Regions from separate parts of the Mus musculus genome. Here region 2 is linked to region 1. The links are chromatin loops, found by intact Hi-C in ENCODE. Cell type or tissue: heart. All regions are shown on one strand.

What was found. Peaks named below come from ENCODE experiments on the same cell type or tissue, not always from the same donor. Only the 100,000 strongest peaks of a DNase experiment are listed, where the experiment ranks them.
Region 2: it touches region 1 in a loop (6-fold over the local background); 19 of 42 quality-filtered maps call a loop at or near these places.

Annotation. Positions count from the first base shown.
Region 1 is chr11:117,705,412-117,713,411 of GRCm38, reverse strand. The region is part of intron 3 of Tnrc6c (trinucleotide repeat containing 6C); the gene reads right to left. Among named protein-coding and RNA genes, the nearest start is that of Tnrc6c, 55 kb to the right of the region's middle. In heart, a CTCF peak has its summit at 3,875 (motif pointing left); DNase peaks (open chromatin) are centred at 2,331 and 3,544; H3K27ac peaks cover 1,188 bases.
Region 2 is chr11:117,782,134-117,790,133 of GRCm38, reverse strand. It overlaps Tmc8 (transmembrane channel-like gene family 8), which reads right to left and starts at 7,837. Exons shown (of 16, transcript NM_181856.2): 1 at 7,726-7,837; 2 at 6,864-7,084; 3 at 6,591-6,739; 4 at 6,214-6,363; 5 at 5,939-6,021; 6 at 5,193-5,329; 7 at 4,867-5,014; 8 at 3,577-3,747; 9 at 3,266-3,405. The coding sequence starts at 7,024. Gm11723 (a long non-coding RNA gene) reads left to right here and starts at 3,987. Exons shown (of 3, transcript XR_003949820.1): 1 at 3,987-4,024; 2 at 4,404-5,571; 3 at 6,661-7,479. It also overlaps a transcript of Tmc6 not described here. In heart, CTCF peaks have their summits at 3,603 (motif pointing right) and 6,735; DNase peaks (open chromatin) are centred at 3,613, 6,233, 6,783 and 7,893; H3K4me3 peaks cover 1,888 bases; H3K27ac peaks cover 1,913 bases; H3K27me3 peaks cover 1,072 bases.

The DNA.
Region 1 (8,000 bases):
TATAAGCTTTCTCCTTTCCTTTATTAGCCCAATGTGGTCTTCTAGCATGGGCTCTATTGTATACTAGGTTCTGTCTACCACCCGTGCCTATCGAGAAAGCCACTGAATCCTCTCTCTGCAGTGACTCTGCCTAAGACTCTCCGGGGGCCCTTTCTAGAGCAAAGTCCTGCTAACCCTATGTGTTCCGGTGTCAACAACCCATCCAAACACCTTTCACTTCCAAGCCTCTACTGCGTTACTACCCTACCTTAGCCTCTCATTCCCAGAAAATAAATTTGACTTTACTCTGAAGAAAAAATAAAAGCAACTAGGCAAAGCCTTCCCAAGTTTCTGCCACAACAGAAATGCAATCAACACACTATTTTTTTTTGTTTTTGTTTTTTGAGACAGGGTTTTTCTGTGTATCCCTGGCTGTCCTGGAACTCACTCTATAGTATAGACCAGGCTGGCCTCGAACTCAGAAATCCGCCTGCCTCTGCCTTCCAAGTGCTGGGATTAAAGGCGTGCGCCACCACTGCCTGGCTTCAACACACTATTCTTTGTGTTACACATCTGTTAACACTCATCTAAGAATTAAGACTATAGTCTCTCATAGTGTGACACATTTCCCAAATGCTGACATCGCATAGAGGCACTGTTTTTATTTGTGTGTTTTGCTTTCTTCTTTTCTAGTGGCACATGTATACCAGGTGGCAGGTCTCAGGGAAAGAAGAAAGATGGATGGTGTCTTCATGGGCCATGATTTTCCACCCATGAAGACCTAAAGGTTGGGTATTAGATTAACTTGTTTATAGATGTTTACATCTTTTCTTGCTTCAATACTGCAGATACCATTCTTTCAAGAGAAAAGAATCTCAGTCACTCATGTTGCTACGGAGGGAGGAGAAATGCTCCCTTCTTCAACAGCCTTGGATAAGTCCCCAGCCCGTTCTCCCAGCTCCTTCTAAGTTCCCTCCTCTGTAAAAGCCAGATGTCTCAGACTGTGTCAGCTGCCTCTTCCTGCTCCTTATTTCCCACTCCTCCCTATCTTCCTCTTCTGTTTGTGTGTGCCCATAAAGGCACACTGTAATGACTTCCTGGTTCTTAAATCCAATGCCACAGTATGGCCCCATGTTCTTACTTCTAGTCTTCAGGCCAAAGACCTCTCTCCTGTGGTTACCTCTGAGGGTCACTCTTGCCTCCCTACTGCCCAAGCCACAAAGATGACTAAGCCAGTGACAACACAGTCACAGATCAGCACGAGAAGCCAGTCCAGGTCTATCCTACTACACCACCAGTATTTTTTACAAAAGATTGAAAGAGACAGGAAGACAGCTCATCACATACAGGTATTTGCCTTATAATCCTGGAGACTTGAGTTCAATTTCTGGCATCCAATGTAAAGGTGGCAGGAGAGAATTGATCCCACACCACTGTTTTCTGACCTCCACGTGTGGCTGTGGAATGTACACCCTCCTGTCCTATGTACTATCAACTAACTAACTAACTAACTAACTAGACAAAAGGACAAGTTCAGGGCTATTTGTTGTTGTTGTTGCTAAGCCTGGTATAGAAAAAGTAATTCCTATTAAGTAAGCTGATGCTGTGAGTCCGCTGCTTTCCTTGCCATCTAAGTCCCCAAAGTCTAAGACATATGAATACAGAATATTCAGTTCCTTGTCCCATGTTGCTTGTCTGGCATATTAGGCGTGTGTGATATCCCTGAAACCTCCCTTTTTCCTCGATAACTGCTCCAGGAGAGAGTAAAGACTGGCAGAAACTCAGAAAATTGCTTCTCACAATTTTAAAGGATGGGAGGGAGAAAACAAATGGCAGAGACCAGTTATGGGCTCCTAACTCTGTAACAGTCACCATCCAGTCCTTTACAGGAGAAGTTTGCTGTTTACTGGCACAGAACAGAAACTATTTGTATTCTTAGACTACTGGACACACAAGTCCCCTAGGAAAAGACAGCAGCCCTGTATCCTCAGGTCTTCTGCACATACTCCCTCAAAGAATGCAGATGATTTTGAACAAATATGAATCCCATCCCCAACCACGTTCTTTGCTGTGAAGATCTTGTTCATCGTCACAGAATGAAAAGGGGAGGTGATATTTTTAACAGAGGAAGGCACGTGCTCAGAGAGCATCAGCCCCTCCTCTCCATCCCAGCAGAGAGCTCCAAGTACAAGAGAGCCACACTCAGCAGGATGGTCAGGAGCAGCTGCCTACCCCTTACTCTCTGGGTCCTTCACACCAACGGGCTCCAAATTTTTGTTCTCAGTCATGCTCTGGGCTATTCAAGAGTGGCACCCATATAGCCTTGTCTTGGAAACAAATAAACCCCAGTGCTGCCCAGTGCTGCCCTGAGTCCAGGCTTTATCTTCAGTTGTCAGCTGGGAAGGGCCACTTGGAAGTCATTTCCCTTCCAAATGAAGATATCCAAGAGTGGAGCAATAAGTCCCTGGGGATGAGCCAAGTGTTTCTTTCTGTAGACAGCAATGAAGCACAACCCATGATTTCTTACCCAACTGAATCAACAACTGGGAAAATAAAAATTGTAACCATGTGAGGCTACGGAGATGTGCTGTGAGTCTAAGACAGAGAGAGTCCCCTTGTGACCAGCCATCTCAGCCACTGGACAGTACAGGCAGCATGATAAGGAGTTCAAAGTAATCTCAGCTACACAGCAAGTTTAAGGCTAGCCCAAACTACACGAGACCACGTCTCAAACAAAACAAAACATGGAGCTCAGGCTGGCTTTACACACCTGGGCTCAAGTGATCCTCTGCTTCAACCACCTGTATAGCTATAGGCACATGTCATCATTGTGAGCTAAATGCAATTTCTTCTCTCCTCCCTCTCCCTCTCCCTCTGCCTCTCTCCCCCCCCCCTCTCTCCCCCCCCCCTTGTCTTCTCTCCCTCCTGAGGATCACATCCAGGGTCTCCTCACACGCGCTAAACCTACACACTCTATCACTGAGGTACGCACTCAGCCCTTTGCATTGCATGATGTTTCTGCTGGACAGGACTTTTCCAGGAAATGGAAGTGTGCTCTCCAACAAGAAAAGTTTGAACAAGTTTCTCAGAAATATATTACATTTAAGAATTTATTTTCTTGGGCTGGAGAGATGGCTCAGTGGTTAAGAGTACTGACTGCTATTCCAAAGGTCCTGAGTTCAAATCCTAGCAACCACATAGTGGCTCACAACCATCTGTCATGAGATCTGATGCCCTCTTCTGGAGTGTCTGAAGACAGCTACAGTGTACTCACATATAATAAATAAATAAATCTTAAAAAAAATAAGATTTTGTTTTCTTGGGGCTAGATAGATAGGTAGCTCAGGGGTTAAGAGCACTGGCTATTCTTCCAGAGGACCAGGGTTCAGTTCTCAGCTACCCAAATGGAGAAACATAACTTATTATATATCACAGTAACAGAGATTGGGAAGCCTGGAGAGTAGCATGAACACGCTCAGTTTTTGGTCTACATGTTTCTTTTCACAGCCTGCTTCCAGCTGCCAGAACTGCGAACACTTTGAGCTGGTCCTTTAGGACTCCGAGAAAGGAGATGGCTGGACAAGCAAGCAGTGAGGTAGCCAGCCAACAACCCTGAGCAGGGGGAGCTGCGAGATATAGTGTGCTGAGAAAACTTCTGATTAAGCCAGTATTTTTTGGTTTTCTGTTTTCAGATCTAAATTTCTGATTCTATTCCTGTCCAAAGACATAGGGTATCAAGACCACTCTGCCATCCTCTTCTTCAGACAAATGCATCTAGGGCCACATTTCAAAGGAACAGTTAACCTTTTTAAAAAGCTTTCAGCAAGCTAAAAGTCTTAGTTTCACTGCCTAATAGGCATTTCATGTTTTTCTTAAGTGAGGGCGACACCTGCTGGCAAAAGATAGATACATTATTTAAGAAAGAGACAATCCCTGAAAACTCTATTCTAACAAGTCATTTTCTGTTTTCTGTTTTCTGTTAAGGACTTCAGCAGCATGGTCCCATCTGGCCCAGCTCGCCAAGTCCTCCATAGACCAGGCTCCAGAAGATCAGATGTCAGCTGGTAAATATTTCTGACCTTTCGGTCTCAGCATCTCTAAAGAGCCACGGAACAAGAACTGTGCCTCAGGTCCTGGGCCATTCAGCCAGCCAGCCACAGCCGTGACCGTGCTCTCCTTATGCTCCCGGCCTTCTCCAGGCCGTGCTATTGGACCCCTGTGTGTTGAATCTGACTTTCAGCCTTGCTTCCGGTTTCCTGGCATTGCTGGCATCAGAGACAGGATGCCACCTGCTGCCTACCCGTGCCTTCCCATGCTCTGCTGCTAAAGAGTTCTCAGTGTAGTGTGCATGGTCAGACTGCCATCACTGCTTAAGATACAAACCACCTCTCTGGTGCCTTTCTTTGCCTCATGGTCTTCTGAAGAAGAAGGTGCCCTTCGTTCAACAACTGCACAATTGATTTATCTAGGTGTTGGCTGTAGGGAGATGGCAGCAAGGGGCCATCTGTGTGATCTAGTGGGCCTGAGAACTGACGTTTGCAAGGATACTCTGCACCACATGCAGCGCGCCAGCTACTCCGAAAGGTATTCAAATTAAATTAAGTGCTACTTTCAATATTGTGCCCTAGATAACATTAATGTTAACTGTACAGTTATATTTATAGTGGCTACTAACAATAAGAATAATAAGGTTGAAAGCTGTGTTGTATCAAGCTGAGTGAGCCATACAGCATTAATGACCACAGGTCTTTTGAACTCATCCATGTCGATTTCTACCACAGCAACACACTGGGCAGACGACCGAGGATGCACAAAGCTTGCCAGTGCTCCCCTCATCCTGTTCCAAGTCTGTTACCCTCAAGTGCGTACACTCTGGGACATACAGGGCTTCCTCCACCTCAGAAAGAGCCTTGAGTAGACTTGGATCTCAGGTGTTCTAGGATACAAATGTGCTGAATACAACTTCCACAGGGCTGCATGCAATATTTTTAATAAATTAGTAAATTGTGAAAAAGAGCTAAAATTTTGGTCTACTTCCCAGCAAATGTAGAATGTTCAAACTGCCAGAAGAGAGAGCCCATGTCAAATCACTGAACCAGTGAGAGAAGCTGGGGAGAAGGAAGGGGGCCACTCCCTGTAGCCCTGACCACACACTCTCCTCTGCCACTCGTCAGGTGCTACACTAATCTTCTGTTTTGTTCTGGAAAATGTCCTACCACCCACCCTTAAGCCCAGCAAAGCTTGTTCTCTCTGTGGGGGTCTAACTTCTCTCCTGTCTCTTATCCAGGCTTATGAAATTCTAGTCACCTTTCAGATCTCAGTCCAGCACTACCCTCAGATCCCTTCCGTAACTTCTTCCCTCATCCAACCAAGTCACTCTTTGCCCAGCAGTCACTGCAGTTATTAAAGATGTGTGGAGTGGATAGTTGTGATCTACATCCATCCTCCATGAGACAAGGACAAAGGGTTTTTCTATCTCTCCTCCCTGAGACTGGGTCTCTCTATGTAGTTTTGGCTGACCTAAAGCTCATTATGTAGACCAGGCTTGGCCCTAGCTCCAGGGATCTAGCTACCTCTACCTCCCAAGCTGGGATTGAATGTGTATGCCACCATGCCCTACTCTCATTTATTTTTAAAAGCAAATAATCTTCCAGTCCTTAAAAGGACAGAAACAGTTCATGAAAAGATAACTAACTGTAAATCTTTTCAGGTAGAAAGTGTGACATAAGGAGATCACAACATCAGAAATTGTATTGCACTCACTTGCTTATGTATCCAACTCGCTACTGCAGTATCTGTGAGAACAGAACTCACCCAGAGCACCCAGTAGGTCTTTACTAACCTGTTAAGGAGCGAATGAGCTGACTAGTATATTTCAGTAGCAGAGTGTGAGTAATGCAAGCTTTCACTATGCAGGAATGTCATCATCTTCAAGGTTATCAAGTCATGCATGTTAAGAAAGAGGACATCAGGCTAACAGGAGAGAGTGCTGAGCCTTTCTGTGCAGCTCAAGAGGACAGCTGAGACTCACAAGTAAGCAATGTGAAGACAGGCAGCTGATAGGAAGCAGACATGCCTCAGACAAGTTACATAGATGGCAAATAAGGACGTGAAAATAATGTTCACACTGTGCTGGATGGTTTTATGCCAACTTGATACAGAACAAAGTCATCTGAGAGAAGGTAGTCTCAGTAAAGAAAAAGCGCCCAGGCTTTAGGGCTGTAGGGCGTGCTCTTAATTATTGACTGAAGAGAGAGGGCTCAGGCCTTTGTGGGTGGTTCCATTTCTGGGCTGGTGATTCAGGGTTCTTTAAGAAAGCAGTCTGAGCAAGCCATGGGGAACAAGTCAGTAAGCAACTCCCTCCATGGCCTCCGCATCAGCTCCTGTGTCCAGGTTCCTGCCCTGTGTGAGTTCCTGTCCTGACTTCCTTCAATGACGAAAGTGTAAGCCGAGTAACCTTTCCTCTCCATCTTACTTTTTGGTCATAGTGTTTCATCAAGGGAAATGGAACCCTGACGAAGACAAACACCATTAAGTATTAGGAATCATAACAAGGCCCAAAACACATGCTGGTGGAAGGCGGAACTGTACAATCACTTTGGAAACTCCTCAAGAGTTTGCAGCCTCTTGAGAAAATGATTACAGCTATTCTTTTCCATGTATTTACTCAAGAAAAAAAAATCCAGGTATATACCATTCTAAGACCTTGACACAAATGTCCAAAAGAAAAGAAAAAAAAAATCAAATGCCCAGGAGTGGGTGAATGGATGGGCAAGCTGATGGTATACATGCACAATCGAACGGTACCCAGCAAGAAAAAGGGAGGGACCAGTGGCACACAAGTGGATGAATCCCCACATATTCTGCTGAGCAAGACAATGGCATATGAGTCCATTCATTATACATTATGTAATAGAGTCAATTTTAGGCAAAAGTGGGCCAGTGTTTGCTCAGGGCAGATAGCCAAGGAGGAGATAACAGAAATGGGGGTAAAGAGGAACAAAGAAAATCTTGGGGATTGCTTGGTGTCATTGGTTTCACAAGAGCACACATTCCAACATATGGCAAACTGTTCTTTTTTTAATATGTGCAATTTATTGCATTTCACTTATAACACACACACACACACACACACACACAGAGCCAAAGTTTGAGTGTAGTACTGGGTGAAGTGCTCATACTGAAAGAATATGGTTTCACATGGTTTGCACTGACTTTAACAATGGTTTTCTGAGAACTAGCAATTACAAAGTGAGCAGTCAGTCCCACATTCAGTCCAGAGACCCTAACTTAGTAATCTCCCGAGACGAGCCACAAGCAAACATCAAAGCACTTGCTTTCATAGGTGATCTGACTAAATTTGAGCTTTTTATAGGAAAACTTTTTATTTCATGAATATAAAATCAATCATTTATGAGGAGTACCATATGGTTAATTCTGCCCTCTACTTCCCAAATCAATCCTTGAAAAGCCTCAGAAAACATGATACAAAATTGAGGCTCACAAAGTTCACAGATTAAAAAAAAAACCAAGAAACTATTGAGCCAGGTGTGATGGCGCACGCCTTTAATCTCAGCACTCGGGAGGCAGAGGCAAGTGGATTTCTGAATTCGAGGCCAGCCTGGTCTACAGAGTGAGTTCCAGGACAGCCGGGGCTACACAGAGAAACCCTGTCTCAAAAAACCAAAAAAGAAAGAAAGGGAAAAAAAAACTATTATTACCAATCATACCCAAATTAAGGGCAGGGCCCTAAATAGAGAGACTGCTGCTGTCTGGACCTCAGTCACTAATTCAGCATCGGTGACACACAGGGCAGCACAGTGCACAGCACAGTGCACAGCAGCATGCAGCCGACCCACCCATCACTCCTGCCATGACACACTGAGGCTCTCACTGGGGCAGGAAGCCTGCGTGCTCATTTGCCCTTCTTTAGTAACTAATGCAGGTACAGGAGAATGTACCAGGCTGATTCTATCTATGAACAGGCTGGCAGGAAGGTGTTTAAATGGCTTAGTGCTCAG
Region 2 (8,000 bases), 77 kb before region 1:
TCCTGGGCACTGCCCCTATTTCAAAGTTCAGTCTCTGTCCAGCTTGCTTTATCTCCCGCCAGTGTTTCTCAAAACACGTTCCTCAAACCTGACTCTACAGAGTCTCAGGGAATGGGTCCTGTTTCTAAACCAGTTTGGGAAATACTGCACCACCCAGCTATACTCCTTGCTGCCAGCTTTACGATTTATTCCAACGCGTCGCACAAGAGAAACTCCGCACCTTCCTGAGTCCTCAGAGCCTCAGTTCAGACAACACCTTCTTCCTCCCTTTTTATTTACTATGTAGCCCTGGCTGGCCAGGAACTTACTATGTAAGCCAAGCTAACCTCAAACTTACACTGGTCACCTTCCGTGTGTGTGTGTGTGGGGGGGGCATGCATGTATGGGGCATAAGCACGTGTGTTGGGTACACTCACCTGGACATACATATGAGACTAGAGGTTGACTTTAGGTCTCTATTGCTCTCTATTTACATTTTTGTTTGTTTGCTTGTTTTGTACAGGGTTTCTCTGTATAGCCCTGGCTGTCCTGGAACTCACTTTATAGACCAGGCTGGCTTCAAACTCAGAAATCCACCTGCCTCTACCTCCCGAGTGCTGGGATTAAAGGTGTGAGCCACTACGCCCAGCTCTACTTACATTTTTAAAAATTATTTTTGGTTATTTATTTGGGACAATGTCTCACTATGTAGCTCAGGCTGGCCCAGGATTCCTTCTGTGAACCAAGTTGGCCTCAAACTCTGCCTGCCTGTCTTTGACTCCTGAATGCTATTTTTATATTTAAAATTATGAATTACATGTCTGTGTGGGTATGTGCCTGTAAATGTGGTTGTCAGTGAAGGCCAGAGGGCTCGAACCTCCCTGGAGGAGCGGCCTGATGTGGATGCTGGGAATGTAATTTGGGTCCTCTGGAAGGAGCTATGCCTGCTTATAACTGCTAAGCCACATTTCAACTGTCCACTTTTATTTTGAGACAGGGTTTCTCACTAAGCCCAAATCTCAGCATTTAAAGTTACACAGAACAAGGAACTCTTGGGATACACCCGTCTCCCTGCCCCCAACACTGCTGTGGGAGTGGATTGTTACAAGCACACACCACCATACCAGTTACATGGCTGCTAGCATCTGAGCTCAGTCTTCTTTCATGCTAAAGACACACTGTATGGCTGAGCTACAGCCCAGCCCCAGTAGTTAACTCCCAGGTTCACTGCTCAGCACTGTGTGCTTCAGAAACACACGTCATTAGCCGTGCGTGGTGGCGCACGCCTTTAATCCCAGCACTTGGGAGGCAGAGGCAGGTGGATTTCTGAGTTCGAAGCCAGCCTGGTCTTTAAAGTGAGTTCCAGGACAGCCAGGGTTATACAGAGAAACCCTGTCTCGAAAAACCAAAAAAAAAAAAAAAAAAAAAAAAAAAAAGAAAAAGAAAAGAAACACATGCCACACGTAGTTTCTGAATGTGTCATAGTCTGATGGCCTGAATCTGTGGCATACCTGTAACCTAGACAGTACAGTGTTTGTGTGACTAGAAGGGCTGGTAACCGAGGCTTGGTCTCCAGTTCAGCAGGGGCTGAGAGGCAGGGATGGCTGCCCTTTGGAGCACCTTAAAAGACAAACAAAAAAACCCAAACCAGCGTGCAGGAGAGGTGGCTCAGCAGTTAAGAGCACCGACTGCTGTTTCAAAGTATCCTGGTTCAAATCCCAGCAAGTACTTGATGGCTTACAGCTGTTTGAACTGTCATTTAGGGAAGCAGGAGAGACAGCTCAGTTAAAGGCACTGACTGCTCTTCCAAAGGTCCTGAGTTCAATTCCCAGCAACCATATGATGGTGGCTGTAATGGGATCTGATGACCTCTTCTGGTGTGTCAGAAGACAGCTACAGTGTAATCATATAAACAAAATAAATCTTAAAACAAAACCAAAACAAAAAACAAAGGCAAGCCTGGGACAAGTGGTACACATCTTCATTCCCAGCACTGGGAGGCAGAGGCAGGCAGGTCTCTGTGAGTTCAAGGCCAGCCTATGGAGTGAGACTCTGTCTCAAAAACAAACAGCAAACAAACTGTCGATGCAAGAGCTCACTTTTCTTTTCTTTTCTTTCTTTCTTTTTTTTTTTTTTTCTTTTCCCAAGACAGGGTTTCTCTGTATAGCCCTGGCTGTCCTAGAACTCACTTTATAGACCAGGCGGGCCTCAAACTCAGAAATCTGCCTGCTTCTGCCTCCCAAGTGCTGGGATTAAAGGCGTGTGCCACCACCACCTGGCCCAAGAGCTCACTTTTCTAAGGATGTTCTGTGTGCTCCAGGGTTGCTGGCCTGGGTGCTCCCAGGTGAGTCCCTGTCTGTTTCCCTTCTCAACACAGGAGTGCTGGGGTTACAGATGTGTGCTACCACATCTGGCTTTTTAACCACATCTGGCTTTGTACATGTGTTCCAGGGATCCAAGCTCAGGCTGTCAAGCTTGCATGGCGTGGGCTTATACCCTCCAAGCCCTCTTGATAGATGTTAACTTTGATGGTTTTGACAGCATCTTGCTGTGTAGCCCAGGCTAGCTTTGAACTTGTGACTCCCTGCCTCTGCATCTCAAGTGCTAGAGTTACGCCACCATGCCTGGCACGAGTTGTTTCTTGTGTGTGTTTCAAAGCAAATCAGAATTGACCATGAGGGATGCAGAGGAGGAGAGAAGGCAAGACCCTGAGAGGTGAGAGGAGAAACTTCTGAAGCTGGTGAGGTACACAGGCAGGAAACTGGTCCAGCATTTCCAGGCTGAAGGTCAGGTGCTTAGCCCTCACGCTTTGCAGGAGTTGTGTCTCAAACTGATGAATTTTTAATTTTTTTTTTCATTTTCTTTTTTGAGACAGGGTTCCTCTGTATAGCCCTGGCTGTCCTGGAACTCACTCTATAGACCAGGCTGGCCTGGAACTCACAGAGGTCTGTGTGCCTCTGCCTCTCAAGTGCTGGGATTAAAGGTGTGTGCCACCACAGCAACACCCTCCATAACCCCCCAGCAAACTGCGGGATTTTTGTGAGTGTTCACAGCTGGTTTGACTCCCCAAAGCCAAAGAGCATCCCAACCCTCCGAACGGCCCTCCCTCCGCTTGGTGCAGGCTGATGGCTCTCTTCAGGGAAGCCTCAGATTTGGGTCCCTAAGGTTGAATGTTCTAAAAGCACTGCTCACCATCCCTTGGCTGTAGTGAAGAATAGAGAGTCCCAGTTCAGGGCCCGGGAACCACAATGCCACACACACACACACACACACACCGTATGCTCACCAGATCAGGGTGAGGTTGACTTCAGTGCCGGGAGGGTAGTTCTCCAGCTGGATCAGGACTGTGAACAATTGGGGGCCCAGGAAGTTGACCAGGGAGATGACTCCAGGAGGCAAGTACTGGAGCACCAGAAAAAGGGACTCCTGTGGGGAGTAGGAGGGAAGGTCAGGGTTCCGAAGATGCAGCTCTCCCAAGCAGGGCCTTGACCTGAGCCTCCATTTTCTCATCTGCCAAGCGGGGGCACTCACCTCCTCCCACCGTTCACACCAGAAAAGCAAACAAATGGTAAAGAAAGGATTACAAGTCTCCTGTACCTCCTTGTTGTCCTGTGAGTACTTGGTGGCCCAGAAGATGGCGCTGATGGCTCCGACCACTAGGAGCACAATGAGGATGTTGGTGCGAAGGTAGGTGAGCAGGCGGCAGGCCTTCTGGGCCCTGGTCTGTTGTTGAGCCAGCTCCACGCGGCGGCCCTCTTCCAGCTCCATCTGACGTGACAGCAGCAGAGAGGGGCCCTGAAGCACTCCACATCCACACATCCACACTTACCCTCATCCAATCACTAGCCACCCCTGATCATACACTCTCTCACCAGCCACACACACATGGGTGTGTGTCCGCCCCTTTTGTTGTTCGGTTTGTTTTTTTATTTTAAAGATTTATTTATTTTATGTATGTGATATACTCTTCCACAGATCCCATCACAGATGGTTGTGAGCCACCATGTGGATGCTGGAAATTGAACTCAGGACCTCTGGAAGAACAGTCAGTACTCTTTTTTGTTTGTTTGTTTGTTTTTCAAGACAGGGTTTCTCTGTGTAGTCCTGGCTGTCCTGGAACTCACTCTGTAAACCAGGCTGGCCCCGAACTCAGAAATCTGCCTGCTTCTGCCTGCTGGGATTAAAGGCATGTGCCAGCCTCCATGCCCGGCATAGTCAGTACTCTTAACTGCTGAGCCATCTCTCCAGCCCCTGTGGTTGGGTTTTTAATTTTATTTTTACACTGTGTGTGTACATGCATGTGTGTGTGTGTACATGCATGTGTGTGTGTGTGTGTGCACATGCGTGTGTGAGTGTCATGGTGCACACATGGAGATCAGAGTACAGCTTGTAAGAGCTGGTTCTTTCTCCCATGTGGGATCCAGAGATGAACTTTAAGTCGGCAGTCTCAGAGCAAGGCCCTTTACCTGAAGAACTATCTTGCCAACCTCTCGCTGAGACAGGGCCTTGTCTCATAATCTTGGCTGGCCTGGCACTTCCACAATTGTAGCCCAGGTTAGTAGCAAACTCAGGAAGATCTTCCTGCCTCAGCCCTGGATCCCAGTGCTGGGATCAGATATGTACATCATACCTAGACACACTCACATTATTATTATTATTTTTTAAGGCAGGATCTCACTGTGTAGCCCCTGGCTGAATTGGAAATCACAGCCATCCTCCTGCCTCTGCTTCCCAAGTGGTATGATTAAAGACATGTGCCACTAGGTCTGGCTCACACATTCTTAGAACATTTGCATGTTCTCACACGGGGCACACGCGTGCACGCCCACGCAGCCCCTCACCCTCACTTTCATCGCCAGCCACACTCGTGCGCTTGGCCACACACACCTTCAGTTCATTGCTGATTTCGTGCTTCTTGATGGTGGCGGCTTCCCACACCCGGATGCAGAAGTCCCAGGATGAGAACACTTTGGCGCTGAGGGGTGTCCTGTAGCGCTGACCCAAGAGTGTCTGCTGGGGTAGGCCTTCTGCCATCCTGGTGGAAGGGGGAAGGATTTCTGTGGTGGTGGGGGGGTCCCTCCACCCTCGCCATACAGGAGGCGGAACCAGGATGAGTCTCACTGCACAGTGATCTATCTGCCAACTGAGGATCTCTGTGGCCCGGGAAGGATGGCCAAGGATGGAGGCCTGGAGGATGTGGGGTCGTCCCTCACCTCTGCAGTATCCCACAGAAACAGAGGAGCAGGCAGACCATCGGGCTAAGGAGGTAGGCCAGGCGGATGCTGTATTCAGAGCTGCTCTCTGGCCCCGCTCGGTAGGCACCGTAGAAGAGATAGGTGTTGTTGAAGGCCTGGAGAGACAGTGAGGGCATCTGAATGAAGCTGAGTGCAGGGCCCTGAAGTGCTTGCCCTGGAAGGACAAGATCTCCTTTCCTATCCCAGGCAAGCCTTGAACTTGAAATCCTCCTGCTGCCTGGCCTAAGAGCATCCCTGTTTTACACACACTCAAAGAAGCCAGGTGACTTGCCCAAGGCTGCAGGGATTTGGACCCAGGACTCAGGCTACTGGCTCAGCGGCCTCCAGGAATTGGGAGGTACTCCCCCAGCCCCCAGACAGGGTTTCTCTAGGAAGCCTTGGCTGTTCTAGAACTCTCTCTAGATGAGGCTGAACTTAAACCCAGAGACCTGCCTGCCTCTGCTTCCTAAATCCTGGGATTAAAGTCGTGTGTCACCACACCTGGTGGGAGGTGCTTATCTAACAGGCCTGGACATCTTCCTCCATTTGTCTCTTGCTCCAAGCTGGATTCTGTGGGTCATGGGGACATGTCCCTATATCTGGCCTGGCTGGCTTAGGGAAAAGTCTCCCTTAAAAGCCAAAAATCTCTCTTGAGGGAGCAGGGGTCCTTTCAGGCTGGAGTCTCCCAGATGTCCCAGAACATTGCCAGAAGATACCCCACTTACTCTGCCCGTTAAAATATTCCAAAGTGGGTTGTGAAACCTTGGAATGTCACTCTGAGGCAGGGGGCTGCTGGAGCACTGGAGTCCTGCTAAGTGGGAAGAGAATGGCATCAGGACAGGGTCCCCCAAATATGTGACACTCTATCTCCCAACTCCACTGTCTCGACCCTATACCGAGGATGTCTGAGTTTGTGCTGGGTGGCATCCGGGCAGAAGGTCCTATGGAGGAGAGTCCAAAGCTAGCCCATGCAGCTTGCCCAGGCAGGGCCAGCACTCACTCAGTTTCAGGGCAGGGCCTAGCTCAGGGGGGCGGAGCCAGACCAGGGGCAGCAGCACAAAGCAGGCAGTCAGCAGCATGGTCAGCAGGTTGAGCAGCAGCAGGAAGCGAAGGAAAGTGAAGTAGGACTGGATCCCGGTTCCGAAGAGGCCTACGAGAGAAAACAGGGAGAGTCAGCCACGTTGAGAATCCCAGGGCTGTGTGATGTGTGGCAATATGGACCAGCCCAGGGCAAAATTAGGGCTCCGCGCGCCCCCACAGCCCTCCAGAGATCTGTATGTAACCCAGCTAGGTGTGCACAGGAGGAATCCGAGGGGTGTACAAGGATGGAGGGGCTGATGAGGAAGGTGGGAAATATGGGTCGGCATGGGATCCTACCCCCAATCTCGTAGAGAGCTCCCTCCCAGAGACCGAAGCCGCGGGCCAGCCGTTGCTCTGCCTCCCTCAGGTGTTGTCGCGCCACCCGCCTCGGGCGATGCCACCGCTGCCAGAAGGTGGTCTTCACTCCCTCGGGCTCCCGCAGTTCCCTGCAGGACCGTGGTGACAGGGGGGCGCCCTTGAGTAATCCATCTGACAGATGCATCCTCCGGAGGCCCCCCACCCCCACCCCACCCCTGCGCAGCTCGTCCAGAGTAGCCGAGCGGCACCCACCGGATGAAGCGCTTGTCTGCCATGGCGTAAGGCAGCATCCGCACAGGCGTCCGGGAGGCGCATAGCCGCTCCACTTCTTGCTCCCACAGCTCCTCCGAGGCCGCCTGGGATTCAGGCCTTCGTGGGGCTGGTCCTGACTGCACCGACCACTGGCGAAACATCCCAGTGGGCGCGCGGGACAGACAGGCAAGATCCTTGCTCGCAGGAGCTCCACCTTGGCCCTGCCAGTGTCCACAGTGAAAAGAAGCCTGCTGTGGTCGAAGCCGGGGCTGCCCCACTCCACCTCTCAAACAGACCCACTGACCAAGGCCTTAGTCTTCAACTGCCAAGCACGGTGAAAGGCCTCCAGGATATGAGGAGAGAGAAGCCGCGGGCAAAGGCTGTCTGTCCTAAACCTTACCTTACGCTTTAGAAAAACACAATCTTTTCCCATGTGCTGATTGGCTTTTGGGAGGTCACTCCTGTCCCGAACCCCCGACAGCTCCTAGAATTTAGCTTCCTGCAACACCCCAGCTCTGGATGTACTAGGGCTCCGTTCTCTCTGTGTGTGTTTGTTTTGTTTTTTTGAGACAGGGTTTCTCTGTGTAGCCCTGGCTGTCCTAGAATTCACTCTGTAGACCAGGCTGGCCTTGAACTCAGAAATCTGCTTGTCTCTGACTCCCAAGTGCTGGGATTAAAGGCGAGCACCGTCACTGCCCGCCCCATTCTGTGTGTTTTGTCCAGGCTGGGTCTGCTCTGGTCTTCTCAAGGGACCCAGAATAGAAGGCGTGGCTACATCCCCAATCATGAGAAAAGAAAAGACACCCCCCCCCCCAAACCATCCGGAAGGAAGCAATAGCCCTGGCCTTCTTCCCCCTCTCACCGTCCTTATTGTCACAAGGCAAGCAGCTCACAAAGAGGCAAGGGACCAAGCTCCCCGAAGAGCCCCCTCCTAAGACCAGCTCTTGACACACCAGGCAGGGTGGTGAGGGAGTGGGGTGGGGGTCACGTGACAGGAACCCCGGGGGTGGGGGCCCACCGCGTCTCCTCCCCTCCACCCACTCCCGCCTTCCTTCCTCACAGTTTCCTCTGCCTCTGCGTGCACTTCCCGACCTGGAGGGTCACGGGCACAGGTGAGAGGCGCGGGTGGCACCAGGC